Linked DNA regions of Homo sapiens: all the other regions are linked to region 2. A link is a contact called in ENCODE Hi-C or POLR2A ChIA-PET data. All regions are on one chromosome and are shown on one strand. Each heading gives the region's core, a stretch centred on a gene start or an enhancer-like site at or near the end of the contact. The rest is flanking DNA. Distances are from core to core; before and after follow the strand shown. Region 1 holds the start of LINC01828 (long intergenic non-protein coding RNA 1828). Region 2 holds the start of LINC01798 (long intergenic non-protein coding RNA 1798). Region 3 overlaps LINC02934 (long intergenic non-protein coding RNA 2934). Region 4 has its middle 74 kb from the start of ETAA1.

Region 1 (3,452 bases), core at 472-2,971, 510 kb after region 2:
ACTTCTCTCTCTCTCTCTGTGTGTGTGTGTGTGTGTGTGTGTGTGTGTGTGTGTACAGGAGACCATTGCATTCATATGAATAGCAAGATCTTTCATGCTCCAGCTGTTGAATCACATCATTCTCTGCTTCTATGGTCTTCAAGAGTTGCAACCTGGCCACCATTGATTAGCTCAGGCTATAAAAAGATTCTCTTCAGTGATTGTACTGTTGTGCCTATGTGGTGTGCTTTTTAGGTACAGTAGACAGACAGTTAAATGGATGTGGCCTGCCTCCTTGAGATTCGTGCACTAGAACTAGCACCAACATTGCAGTCAGACCTTCTAAAAATCTACAAGCAACTGCACACCTTAGAACCCTGCCCTTACCACTCTAAGGAAGAAGCTTGAACACACTGTGCCGTAACTGTAGCACTCTCAGGCATATAGCCCACTGGGGGAAATGTTGATGACTCCGATCATTTCAGTTCTTCTCCAAGGGTTCCTGGGATCTCTCCCAAGCACTCTCAAAGACCTCTTCAGAATTCCCTTAGCTGCTTCCTGGGGCTTTCCTCTCCTCTCTTCTCATTACTCCTGACCTCCGCCACTGCCTGATGCTAGTGGCTGCAGCTACATTCCCATTTTTCTCTCATGACCTCAGCCATGCTGGTATAATCTCACCGGGTCTGCTCCCACAGCTGCTGCGTGAAGGTGAGGAGAGAATTCTCTTCCCACTGGCTTTATTCTTTATTGTTAAAGCACAAATGAGAGAGCCATGTGCTTTCAGACTCTTCCAGCACTCCTTTAATTGTTTCTATCTTTCAGCTTTTTGTGCTTTCCTCCTCTTCTTGGGGTTAATCACAAATGCTGAAGAGGTGCATTGGGACAGAATTCAAGGGTCAAGGCCAGGGTTACAGCTGTGGCCATTATCAGCCCTCTTATTTGAGCCTCCCACTAGGGTCCAATGGCCTCCACCTTCCCACCAGACAGGGTGTCCAGGGAGTGCTTATACGGTTTGCAGGACTCTTCCCTGGGAGTAGCCATAAGCTCAAAGAGCCTTTTCAAAAAGTTCTTTGTCCTCTGACATGCTCAGTTTTCAATGATCTTATAGTTTAAGCTGATGTTCTTGCATTCTTTCAATGTAAATACTCCTTACAGATGTTCCATGTTATTGTTGAGGGTTCACTGTGATTAAGAGACAGTCAGCCCTGCATAAAGTTACAGTACAAATTAATTATTTATGTTGGTAAATAATAAATGTTTATTCACATTAACTTTAAAAAATGGGGTATTGTCGTAACTTTAAAGTGTTTACAAAGACCAACTGTCTAAAATATCAAAAAAAAAAGAATAAAGTCAACGAGCAGCCTTTTAAGTTCTTAGGAGACTCTCCATAATCCTCTTAAAAACTTAAACAGGTACTCAAGACCCACAGCCATTTGGTGCTGGGTTCTTCTGCCTCTTGAATTATCTCAGCAAGATGAGCTCTTGCTCACCTTGGCTGAACTGTGTTCACCCAAAATTAATATGTTGAAGCTTTAACCCTTAATGTAACTGTATTTGGAGGTAGGACCTTTAAGAGGTAGTTAAGGTTAAATGCAGCCATGAGGGTGGGATCCCGAGCCAATAGAATTAGTCTCTTATAAGAAACACCAGAGGAGACTTCCTCTCCCCCCCCCTCCCCTCCCCTCCCCTCTTCCCATCTCCCTCTCCTTCTCTCTCTGCTCTGAGAGCCACAGAGGAAAGGCCATGTGAGGTCTCAGCAAGAAGGCCATAGTCTACAAACCAGAAAGGCAGCCCTTACCAGAGACCAACCCTGCCAGACCTTGATCATGGACTCCTAGCCTCCAGAACTGTGAGAAAATTAATTTCTGTTGTTTAAGTCTATGGTATTTCATTTTGGTAGCTCGAGGAGATGAATACAAGCCCATCAGTATGTATCTAGTGTCTGCTTCAAACAGGCTAAACAAATCTACATTTCTTCCTTTGAAGGAAGAGAAGCACAAAATCACATTCCAAGCTATCTTCATAAAAAGCAGCTGAAGAAAGGTAGCATGGGTGAGGTGGGGTATAAAAGACATTTAATGGGCCGGGTGCGGTGGTTCATGCCTGTAATTGCAGCACTTTGGGAGGCCGAGGCGGGTGGATCACGAGGTCAGGAGATTGAGACCTTCCTGGCTAACACGGTGAAATCCCGTCTGTACTGAAAATACAAAAGATTAGCTGGGCCCGGTGGCAGGCGCCTGTAGTCCCAGCTACTCGGGAGGCTGAGGCAGGAGAATGGCATGAACCCTGGAGGCGGAGCTTGCCGTGAGCCGAGATGGCGCCACTGCACTCCAGCCTGGGGACAGAGCGAGACTCCGTCTCAAAAAAAAAAAAAAAAAAAATACATTTAATGTAAAGCCCTAATCAGAGGCAACGTGTAAAAGCAGAGAAAGCCAGATATCTTGGAGTAGGGAGAAAAAAAGGTAATTTATCAAGCCCCATAAATGTTCATTTTAGAGCCAAATGCAAGTCTTTTTTGTCTGAGAACTATTTCTTGTTTACAGAATGAAGTCTGCCCTATCTTGCAGTTCATTTATAGCTACAGATTTGGGAACTGTAGGAGAATTTTCAAGGCAGGCTTTTTCTACTTTTCTTGCAAGTCTTTCCACCCTAGTTTAAAAGAACACAGAAGTCTTTCAGGCCTTTACCCATGTAAGAACAGAAGAATCTCTTTGGTAAAGAATTGGGTAATTGTCTCTGTTATATCTCCGGTGTTTCTTATAAGAGACTAATTCTATTGGCTCAGGATCCCACCCTCATGGCTGCATTTAACCTTAATTACCCCTTAAAGGTCCTCCCTCCAAATACAGTTACATTAAGGTCCTTTGCCATCATGTTTCATGCCTGGATTCTTCAGTCTTTGTAGGACAGTCCCTTCCCTGTGTGGAAAGCCATATATACTATTTTATTTGTGTAACTTTATCTTTCCATATGTAGATAAATTACAAATCTGTGTTTTCATCTCCATTCTTCTAAGTTTAAGCTTCATAAGTCCAAGAGTTTCCTAGATATTTCTAATAGACTATCACATGTTAGCCATCTCACACATCCCATGTCCAAAATGGAAATCATATGTTTTCCCCCGAATTGTTCCATCTCATGTATTCTAAGACTATTTGATGACTCATCTGTCCCTCAGTCTCGCAGGCTAGATAGAATTCTCCAGGACACCTTCAACACGTCTCACTTCTTGGCTGTGTTCAGCCCTATGCCCTACAGTCTACTCAGTCACCAAATACTTCACATATGTACCTCAAAACTTTGCTATCCATGCTCTCTCACCATCACTGCCGCTGCCTTAGCCCAAGTTTTCTTAATTTATTGCCTGGATTCCCCACAACCTTCTAGTTTATCTCCCAGCCTCAATGCAACTGTGACTAGTGCTTCCCTACTTAGACTTATATTTCACTTGAGTTCCCATTGGCTTTTAT
Region 2 (3,420 bases), core at 133-2,632:
GCGTTTCTGATGGAAACAGTTTGGATTGTATAATAACGCCAAGCCCAGTTGTAGTCGTTTGAGTGCAGTAATGAAATCTGAATCTAAAATAAAAACAAGATTATTTTTGTCATGCTGACTCCACTGCTTGAAAAATTTGTTTACTGCCCCCCAGATTTTTAAAGATTAATACAGTAAATATAAAAATTAATTTTGGCTCCCTAAGCCATATATGTATTTGACAATTTTAACCGCAAAGTAAGTTGTTTAATAATAACCACTGATTTCTTTAAGCTGACTTAATGAACTCCTAATATCAGCAAATTTGAGGCCTAAAGGCACTAAACTAACTCTAGACTCAGAATTACATCCAACAGAATTACTCATCTAATATCAGTGAAATTATTCTTGCACATAAAGGCAAACCTAAGTACAAAGTTAAGTCTTTTACTAAAGGATGTTACCTAGGATGAGCAGTATATGTTTATTAGGAAATTAACTACATGAATTGAAGAGACCAGACTTCAAAATCTAATTTTTATAAATATGCTCTATGTTCTCATTGGATAAAACTGGTTATTAACCAATTTTCCAGAACAGCTGTACAAGATTTCTGCATGGCAGCCGGCTAAATGGTAGAAAATAATATGTTTAAGCTGGAATAGCTTATAATTTTATTTAAATAAAATTGCTGCTATAAAAAGTGCTTCCCAAAGCTAAGGAAAATATACAAATATTTTAATTAAGGCAAATTCGTTTTAAAAAATAAGCCTTTCAGTAGTGATTGCTTTGTAAACAAAGGATGGGTCGGAGGAGAGAGAGCCTTAAACTCAAGTCTGACATTCAGGCCCAAGTCACCCTATAAACCGGCCCTTAGCAATTCTATTTTCTATTCGAAAAGAGAAACCAGCTGTGGGTTGGCTTTACTAGGTGATGTGTGATTGACTGACTCACCTGCTGGAGTAGCAATGCATTCTCACCTTTTGCTGATGGGGCCTTGTTTCTAAACACGTGGATGCGCAGAGAGCAAGGCTCAGCCTACTGCAGCCATCTCTGGCAGCGCTTCTACCCCTCCCCAGCCCATAGATGGGATTGTTTAAATCTCCCTTGTTGACCTAGTGGCAATTCTTCCTCTACCTAAATAGTCGATGTGAGTGAAATCATTCTCTTTTGATAGGTGGTTGCTAGCAGTTAACAACCATTTATTTACTTTAACAATTAATAATAAACTTTATAAACTGTCTATTTGCTCCTCCTCTCCAGTACATGCCCGGGTGAGTTGGTTATTTTCAGCCTTTATTCCTGAGGAGGCTCAGGATGGGTGGGGGAGGGAAAGAAAGGGGAGGAGGTGTGGTGGGGAGAGGGAGAGAGGCGAGAGGGAGAGACAGAGAGAAAGAGAGAGGCGCTAGGGGAGGGAGGTTTACAAGTGAAGAGTAGTTAGGGAATATGGTGACTCTGAAGAATCGAGATCAGCAGTGTCCAGGAATTAGAAAAAATAAACTGCTATTTCCGTGAGTTCCCCCTCTGTGAGCCATTTAGGTGAGAGCCTCGCTCTTCGCAGTTCCTTTCTTCCCCTGCCTCGATGCCCTCCCCTCTTAATGCTATTTTAGCTTTTCCTCTTGTAAATTTCAGAGCCAGCTCGAAGGTTATTGAGGACACTTATCCGAAAGAGGCAAATAATAGAGGTGCTGAGAGTGTTTTTGATGTTTCCTAAAAGGCAAAAACAAAACGCCCTCCTCTAAACAAGGGCACAAAATTGTACCTGGTTTTTATTTTTATTTGGTGGTGGGGGGGTGGGGGGGTGGGGGGGGGGTGGAAAGGGGGCTGGCTCTGGCTGAATGAGACTACTTTTTAATATGATTTAAATTTTTTTTTCAAAAAATTAAAAATATTTTACCCTATCATATTTAATCAGCTGTAATTATAACACATTCAAAATGAATAATATGCCTTGACAGTATTTTTATTGTTATTGTTCATTGCATGATGTTCGACTGCTTTAGAAGCACAGGAAAGAGAAGTAAACGCGCTACAAATGGGGAATTACCCTCGTTTAGCATTAAAATTCATTTAGATAAAATTGCCACAAACATTTAAATGGGAAGATTAGTTCCCCCTCACGCCTTATTGCACTCGCTCAATGGTTCCGTTAAGAACATTTTACACGTTGGAAATTCCGTCTTCTCAGACGGCTTGCTGTTTCCTAGTTACCCACATTCAAAGCAAAGGCAGCAGCAAAGGCAGCCGCAGCAGCAGCAGCAGGGAAAAAAAAAAAGTTTTGGCAACTGGTCTGCAATTCATCCGCTGCTCGCCCCAGTCTCCCCTCCGCCCGCTGCAGTCTGCCCCCACCCCTTCCCCTTCCCCACCCCTACCTCTTTCCCCTCATTATGTAATTCGCAGAGTCCAGTCCTCGAGGAAACACGTTGCCTAGTTGTGTAGTATTTATATACAATGTTAAAATACAAAGAAAGACCCTAAAGTCAGTCGAGTCGGTTCCTCTCTGGGTCTCCCTCTCCCTCTCCTGTTCTAAAATGAAGATTTAGCTTGAATGTGCTGAGTTTCTCACATCCCGTACCCTGAGGCCACAAGGCACGTTTTTTGGCTTTCATTTCTGCCAGGACTTTTCCAGGAAATTCACCACTGCTTTTCGCTTGTATTAGAAACGTGTGAAAGAATTCGTCTGAAAAGTCCATGCACCGTCTAGCTTTTCTCTCCCCCCTTTTTTTCTTCTCCTTCTCCTCCTCCTCCTTCTCTCTCTCTGTCTCTCTCTCTCTCTCCGCCCCCCACTCTCGCACTCCCCCATCCTCCTCTCTCCCCCTCCCTTCGCAGAGCCACAGGAAAAGAGGAAAGTCGGCTTCGACTGCCATCTTTTGGGGATTTCGAAAAACGACTCGGTAGGAAACGGAGGGAGGCGGAGGCGCGGGAGTGGGGGAAACCCCCTTATTATCCAGTGTCGGAACTGGCTCCCTTAATCTGATGCTTAAATATTTGATGTGGAAAAATTACCCATAAAATTAGTTACTAACAATTTCAAATTGAAATCACTTATCGAATTATAAACGCATTAAAGCTGTATGGATGGTATTAGGAGTTCCTCGGGAGGCAGCGGGTGTCTCCTTGAAGTGAGCCAGGCGGGCGAGTTTCGCCCCGGGGAAAAGAGCCCCCAGCCGAGCCCGGGGGCAAGGCCGGGAGGGCGGCGCTGCAACCTGGGCGCAGGGTCCGGGTCAGGGGGATCGAGCGGGCGGCCGGGTCCTGGTGGAGGCTGCGGCTGCTTCGGCTCGCGGGGGCGGGGAGAAGGGGAGGGGAAGGAGCCTTGGTGGGAGGCTCCGACCCCGGAGCAGAGGCGCCTACCAGCAAACTTCGTAGTGAAGTCGAAGGATTCTGAAAAGGAAAAACGCAAGCCCTGCCCTCCCCCTCCCTCTCGCGTCTCCCACGCGGCGT
Region 3 (3,292 bases), core at 95-2,594, 580 kb before region 2:
TAGTGATAAAGTTTCTGTCCTTGAACAAATTTTAATCAGGCTCCTCTGAATCTTTTTTCCAATGGATCTTCACTTTTAGGCTTCTGTATTCATCCCTGTATTGTCCAATTTTAGCAAGAATCCTATTAAGTTTAGCCAGAATACCCCATCCTGGATTTCTGACCCCCTCCGTATCTGACCAGGTTCCTCACCCTCCACCGCCTCCCAGGTGATGTCTGGTCACCCTGCCTGCCTTCAGCAAGAGTCCTGTTAGGTTTGTTTAGCCAGAGTCCCCCGTCCCTTCATGTTTGCTCTTAGGAATTTTCCATCCATATCCCCCTGCCTCCCCCAACCCACTCCTTGGCTACAAATTCCCACTTTTCTTTGTTGTGTTGAGAATTGAGCCTAGTTCCGTACTGAGGTCCCTTTTCACTCATTGCAATAATTTTTCTGAATAAAATCTCATTTTAGCGCTTTAACTCCTTCTAGTTCTGTTTTTCCTTTGATGGTATTAGAAGGTATTTAGGGCCTGCTAAGCATGCTGGGTGCTTCCTTCTGTTCCTACCCATCCTATCCCAGGGTGTCCAGCTCATTGCTACCCCTTGCTCTTGCCCTTGGTCAGGTCAGAAAACCCCATCAAACATGGAGCAAAACCAAGTAACATCTTTTTTTCACACCCTGTGATCTCAAGTTTCTACTAATTTATTGCAACTAAGCTAGGAGATACGAACTTCTCCCTTTTACGCTGTTCATTTTTGTTCCTTATTTCTGTTTTTTTTTTTAAAAAAGATGGTTGTCATATCAGTTTGTTTTTCTTTACTGTCCTAAGGTTTTTGCATTTCACCCCTTGCCATAGATTTTAGTATAAAAAAGTCTGACTCTTTTCTTTTTAAAACAATTTTTATATTTTTATGCACATATCTATGAGGTACATGAGATTGACTTTTTTTCTTTGCAAACTTTCTGAAATGTTTCTGATTGTAATGTAATAGACAAGTAATTAAATATGGATTTAAAGAGTGATTTTCTTTTGTCTCATTTCATCATCAGGGGAAGAAAACAGTCATGGCCATCAGTCTGTGGGGCCCTGTGGTGTTAATATAAGGTTTTGACTAGAAACTTTTTATCCTCCATTCTCAAACCATTTTATCAGTCCTTGGAATTTTCTCTAATTTTACCAAGGGTTCCCAGGGGAATCCCCACCAGGTTTTAATGGCTTGGAGACAGACAGGATAATGCTACACTACTCCGTTTCCTAATATCCTCCTCACATGTTCACTCTTTGCATAGCCTCTGGGTCCAGGTAAAGTGCTGGCTCGGTGGCTGGTTTGAAACACGAGCCTCCCACACATCTGCTGAGGACACTGACTATGGCAGGGAAAGTGACTCTCCAAGTTTTATTTGGGTCGTAAAAATTCATGCTGCGCACCGCCTCTTTAGGAATCTGTGCCATTAAATGTGGCTAGGTCTAGAGTACATACACTCTGGAGGAAGCCAGAAAGGACATTAAAATGCTTAGTCTATGACACACTTCCTTATTTTTGTCATTTTGACATTTATGTGTTGTTTCATTAGGGATTTTTAAGAGAAGACCCTTTTTCAGCAAGAAGTTTTCCCCAGATCACCATTAAGAATCAACAGTTTATAATCAAACAGCTGTCTGGTTTGCATTTCAACTGAGCTGGACCACCTGCCGGCTGTTAACCTCTGGAAGGTTATTATGATACAATTGTTGTTGTTGTTTGTTTAAAAAGTTTCAGAGCTCAAGGAAAATATTAGTAATAAGTTACTTAACCTGCAGTGTTTACTGTTCCCACTCAACTTGCAGATGGTGTTCCAGTGGCCAGTGAGAGGGAGGACTCATCTGAGACCCACACTATTTTGTACTTGTTTTGGAGATGAACCGTAAAAATAGGCTTGGCAATGAGGAGCTCTGCCCACGTGGGAGGAGAGGTAGACAGCATTCAAAGGAAACACAACCATTTCTGAGGGCTGAGGTTGCAAGACAATATCTCAACATAACCCTTAGATTCAGCTTGGTAGCTTTCAGCTGAGGTCTGGTAGAGCAGCTCATTTTTTGAGCACGTGTGATTCAGCCATGGTATTTTGCAGCTTGCCTGCCATCTGCTTTCTTCCCTTATCTCTACATCCCCCTGACTAAGGGAAATGATGGCTGCAGGTTCTCTCAAATAGCCATAGGGGTACAATTTTCTAGGCCCTATAAAAATCCAGTCCCTGGACATCATTTGCGGATGCTGTGTTTACAGGGCAGCCTGTCTCTCTTCAGAACCTGGGGGCCAGAGAACACGATTGCCATTTGCAGAGGTGGGAAAGGCTCTATGAGTGTGTGTGTGTGTGTGTGTGTGTGTGTCGAGGATGGGGGGTGGTGGGGGAGGGTACCTGTAACAAGAGTAAGGACCACTGAGGACAGTGACTGGCTGGAATCGGTGTTCCATGAGGAATGAGATTTTTTTCTGTTTTATTTCATTCTTCATCCTCAATGCCCAGAACAGTGACCAGCATATGATGAGCACTCAATAAATATTTGATGAATGAAAGAAAGAAAGAATTAATGATCTTTTCTTTTTTCTATTCACCTCTTTGTTTATCCCCCCAAGTAATAATGAATAGTAGTCAGTTAAGTGTGGCTGGTTGACTGTCAGCACTGGTGTAAAACAAAAACAAAAAAACAAAAACAAAACTGCTAAAATTCTTTCTGGCTATACATTTTAGTATACTTAGGGTTGAAGATTTAGGCAAGAGAACATTCAGGGACTGATTTGGGATGATTTGTGAGGCAGAATAGAATGGGAGAAAGAATTCAGACTTGGGTTTGGAGCTGCAGTGTACCTGTTTCTTGCTCTGGGAACTTGGGTAAATTAATTAGGCTCTCTGATTCTTAGTTTCTTCATGTGTAAAATGGAATAATAATAGGTATTCTACAGGTTTTTATATTAGAGATTGTATAGGTAAAAGCTGCAGAGAATAGAGGGGTAGTAAATTATTATAATTATTAATAGTATATTATTACTGTACTATCAATACTATTATACTATGTAATATCATTATACTATTATAGTATAATAGTATCAACACTATTGTATATCATGTAATTGTATCAATACTATTATACTACATAATGTCATTACTTCTCTCCTTTTTCACACTCACTGCCCACCAAGGAATTAACTTCCTCTGGGCTACAGCATTTTGTAACAGAAACTGTCCAGGATTCTCTGGATTCTAGTTCTATCTCCACGGGTGGCTAACTGTATAACCCACAGCAAGTTGTTTAATTTTTGAACTTCACTTT
Region 4 (3,446 bases), core at 263-2,762, 750 kb after region 2:
ATTTTGGAAGCCAAAAGTGCATTTCCCTAGATGGTTTCTTCCAGCCGATGTTATTATTAGTCTGAGATCATGTAACAGCTTTTGTTTTCCAAATCTGTTCCTTTCAGTGAAGTCTATTTCTTTGCATAGTTTAAAAACAAAGGATAAACATTCCTTATGGGGCACTGGAAGGAGAAGCAATTCATGTGAATTTGATAAAACATAATGTACTGGACTGACAGTAAAAAGGCTTTGCTTGTTTGATTGTTGACTGGTTTTGTCTTTAAATAATGGTCTTCTTTTGGCATTTAATGTATATTTGGTCACAATAAACATAATTTATGAATATTTTAACACATGCATACTCAGTGGGGTGGATTATCATACTGATATAAATAGAATTAATGAGCAGTCAACCCGCCACATGCCACGACATATGACGGGGCAGCCAGTGCACAGAAATAATCCTCATAGTTTCATAATAAAGCTTTTCTCTTAGTTCAACTTTTTAAAACTACTTACAGTCTTATGTCCCCTTTCTGTTGGAGTATGGTTCACCAACCTGTGAAACAAGATTAAGATTTTACTACAAGAATCTATTTCTTTGGCATTCAAAAAAACAATTTTCTTGCTTTCTCTAAAACAAAATAAATATATTTGAACAAACTAACTCTACTAGGCCAAATTTCAGGGAATAGGTTATAGACAGACAAGACATATGTCTACTAGAAAAAAATTGTTATATTCTTTTCTTTTCTTTTTATGACAATAACATGATTATGCTCAATTGCTGCTACCAGATCTTTACAAGAACAAAAACTTTCTAAATAGTTCTACATTCTAAAACAGATCCGATGGGCATATCGCCTGGATAAAATTATTCTGGAAAAAAAAATCTTCTTAGCCAGTTATCTGCTCTCCTTGAACACAAAGCAACAATCTGTTAAGCGTGCCTAATAAGATTTTTTTTAAAGGAAAGAACTCAGTAGTATAAAGCCACCTCTTCAAATGGTAGGTATTGGGGGGGAGACATGGGCATGCAAAATCTTCAATTTAGCCATGCTTTATTCAACAAATAATTATTTTTGTGAAGAGACAAATTGAAATTTAAGATTAACCTTCATTTGCCTTATTTCCACAGTTTGATTACAGGCAAAAGTGGGAAAAAATAAAATTAGCATGTGCACTGCATTGTCCAGATGATCTGGCAGGAGGAGAGCCTTGGCAGAGATATACTATGACTTTTTACAAATGCAGATGGCAGTGTTGCAGCCTTTATTCCTCTTATCTTTCATTTTCAAAGGGAACACTCGAAGCTTTTTGCCACCACCCTCCTCTACTCCTATCCTCACATGTAAAAACACTGTATCCCCAAATCAAAGCTCTTTCCTAAAACAGGCAAGCCCCAGGATGCATCAGGGAAGGGACAGACTGTGACACCATGCTCCTGGTCATCTGTGAGAGAAGTGCACTGTGCTATGTGGGCCAGGGCCTGGTGAACTTGCCCAGAGTGACTCCCTTGGGGAATCCAGCCCTTTCACCAGCAAAGAAAATGGGCACCACCTAGTGCTTTTTCAACGCAAAGGCTGTTTGTGCTCATGTGGACAAGAGTGGGCATGCGTTGGCTGACCTTTACAAAGGAAAAAAAAAAAAGGAGTCAGGTGGCTTTAACCCCTATGCCAACTGAAAGAAGAAGCAAGTGACAATCTTAAGACAAAGGAATTCAGTGCTTCCAAATTATAGATTTCTTTGGTTTTTTTTTTTTTATAATTATTGGTCTGTTCATGAGAAATAACATCTTTACTTACCAAGACACTAATTTCCTCTGTATCACCTTTTTGCCTCCTCATGTCCTCTGAGGTTAATTTGTAAGAATTTCTAAGAATTTTCATTTGGTCCAAAGTGACATAGCAGAACCAGCGCTGGCCCACCCCCACCCCCAAAATCTATTCTAACAAGCAGTCTCTCTGGAGTTCTCCTAACACAACAAATAGCTTTTATGAAAAATGATGTGTAGCACAAAATCTTTTGCAGTGCAATAAGATCAAGTTAACCACTCATGCCTCTAGGAAAAAGCCTAGGAAGTTTTATCTGATTGGCAAAATGGACCCAGATATGAGTTCAAGGATTGAGTACAGTTTGATGAAATTTCATAGCAATGAAGTCTGATTATCTGAATGATTGCTTAAGCCTTTTAAAACATAACTCGAGGAAGCACTAGATTTTTCATTGGGAAAACAGATGGTCTTGTAGGGAATCGTAGAACCACCATCTCATGCTGTTTACTTTTTCTGTAATACTTTGCCTAGAATTACTCTCACCACTATTGCTTTTTAAAAATAATAATGATTTCTTCATTGCTAAAAGGTAGATCTTTCTGCAATAAAATTAGAAATCTTAGTGGAGGGCAAGGTGAAGGGCAGAAATGGGAAAAATGAGTAACCTGCTATACCTAACTGGATTAACAAGGACCTGTAACATATCCAGGAACTAACTGGCTGGCTCTGAACTCATTAGGGATCTGCTTATCTGTTATGCTGTACAACAGAATCCAGACAAAAAACAGACTGTGAAGAAACGGATTAAAAATGATTGTAACTTCTCTAAGAGTTCAGTATCTGTGCTAAGCAACTTTGTAGAAGGACTGAAGAAAACAAAGCCCAAGATTCTGAACTTCACTCCACTGCCTATCCCCAAGTTCTGCCGTTATAAGATCGCAATAACGCTACTTAGATATAGAACTTTGCAACTGTTTTATGAACTAACCTAAAAAGTCAAACGCACTCTCATCTCTTGGTCATTTTATTGCTGTAATTTATGATATTAAATAAGTGATTTGTTTAAAATAAATTTTAAAATTTATACCAAGGAGGAAAAATAATCTTAAAATGGGTTTGTTCTATGAGGAGCAAGAAAAAAAAAATGTGTAGTGAACTGATCTCTTTGAGATTTCACTGGCACAAAATATATCCCTTTAAGCTTAACACTAAATAGGTGATCTTGTCTTGACAGATTTAAGATGAACATGAATTGATTAGCTGAAGCCATCAGGTGTGGCTGAGCCTGTCTTTTTCCAAATATGTACCTACAGGATAATGGAAGGAGGTAGCTGTTGTCATCACCTTTTTAAGTGAAAGCAGTGTTATGTTTTGTATTCAAGTCGAATTCCCCAACTCTTCATATCACCACCATTCTGGTCAGCCTGTTAAGGGAAGAAAAACAACAACAACATTTTCTTTTTTTCTTCCCTGCCCACCCAGCCCCCCTTTTCCACTGCCTGCCTTGCCCTGAATGCTATAGTTCACAGCGAAACCCTCTGGTAATGACAGCCCTGAAGTGATAATGTACTTTCCTGCCTTCCTGTTAACGGTAGCATAATCCCGCCATGTGTGCCAGCCCCGTGGCAGAAGGATGCGTTCATATTTTCTGGAGGTAAAAGGGACCGGTTCAATTTACAGGCTTGACTA

The links. A loop is a pair of places that touch in the nucleus more often than their neighbours do. ChIA-PET counts read pairs that join two places held with the same protein, here RNA polymerase II (POLR2A). Pooled maps may share reads with other maps.
Region 1: a pooled map shows a loop between it and region 2 (2.5-fold over the local background). The contact joins the promoter of LINC01828 here to the promoter of LINC01798 in region 2. A Hi-C loop is called at or near these places in 1 of 168 maps with a recorded cell type or tissue (sigmoid colon) and 2 of 50 pooled maps. POLR2A ChIA-PET finds 5 or more read pairs at or near these places in 1 of 52 experiments (PC-9).
Region 3: a loop to region 2 is called in a map of A673, with 3 times the contacts of the local background. The contact joins the enhancer-like site here to the promoter of LINC01798 in region 2. A Hi-C loop is called at or near these places in 1 of 168 maps with a recorded cell type or tissue (A673). POLR2A ChIA-PET finds 5 or more read pairs at or near these places in 1 of 52 experiments (A673).
Region 4: a loop to region 2 is called in a map of PC-3, with 7 times the contacts of the local background. The contact joins the enhancer-like site here to the promoter of LINC01798 in region 2. A Hi-C loop is called at or near these places in 15 of 168 maps with a recorded cell type or tissue (A673, Caco-2, Calu3 and 12 more) and 18 of 50 pooled maps. POLR2A ChIA-PET finds 5 or more read pairs at or near these places in 2 of 52 experiments (H1 and WTC11).

The regions. Positions count from the first base shown.
Region 1 is chr2:67,084,725-67,088,176 of GRCh38, forward strand. It overlaps LINC01828 (long intergenic non-protein coding RNA 1828), which reads left to right and starts at 1,722. Exons shown (of 5, transcript NR_110564.1): 1 at 1,722-1,831.
Region 2 is chr2:66,572,648-66,576,067 of GRCh38, forward strand. LINC01798 (long intergenic non-protein coding RNA 1798) reads left to right here and starts at 1,383. Exons shown (of 6, transcript NR_110156.1): 1 at 1,383-1,518. MEIS1 (Meis homeobox 1) reads left to right here. Exons shown (of 13, transcript NM_002398.3): 13 at 1-1,222. RefSeq lists enhancers at 1-222, 2,617-3,072.
Region 3 is chr2:65,990,192-65,993,483 of GRCh38, forward strand. All of the region lies in intron 2 of LINC02934 (long intergenic non-protein coding RNA 2934), which reads left to right. Among named protein-coding and RNA genes, the nearest start is that of LINC02934, 200 kb to the left of the region's middle. Within about 2 kb of position 1,345, at least 2 of the 41 ENCODE cell types and tissues checked have a DNase peak (open chromatin) inside an H3K27ac peak, as active enhancers do; they include A673, where a contact is called at or near this core.
Region 4 is chr2:67,321,304-67,324,749 of GRCh38, forward strand. No RefSeq gene overlaps it. Among named protein-coding and RNA genes, the nearest start is that of ETAA1, 74 kb to the right of the region's middle. Within about 2 kb of position 1,513, at least 8 of the 41 ENCODE cell types and tissues checked have a DNase peak (open chromatin) inside an H3K27ac peak, as active enhancers do; they include PC-3 and ascending aorta, where a contact is called at or near this core.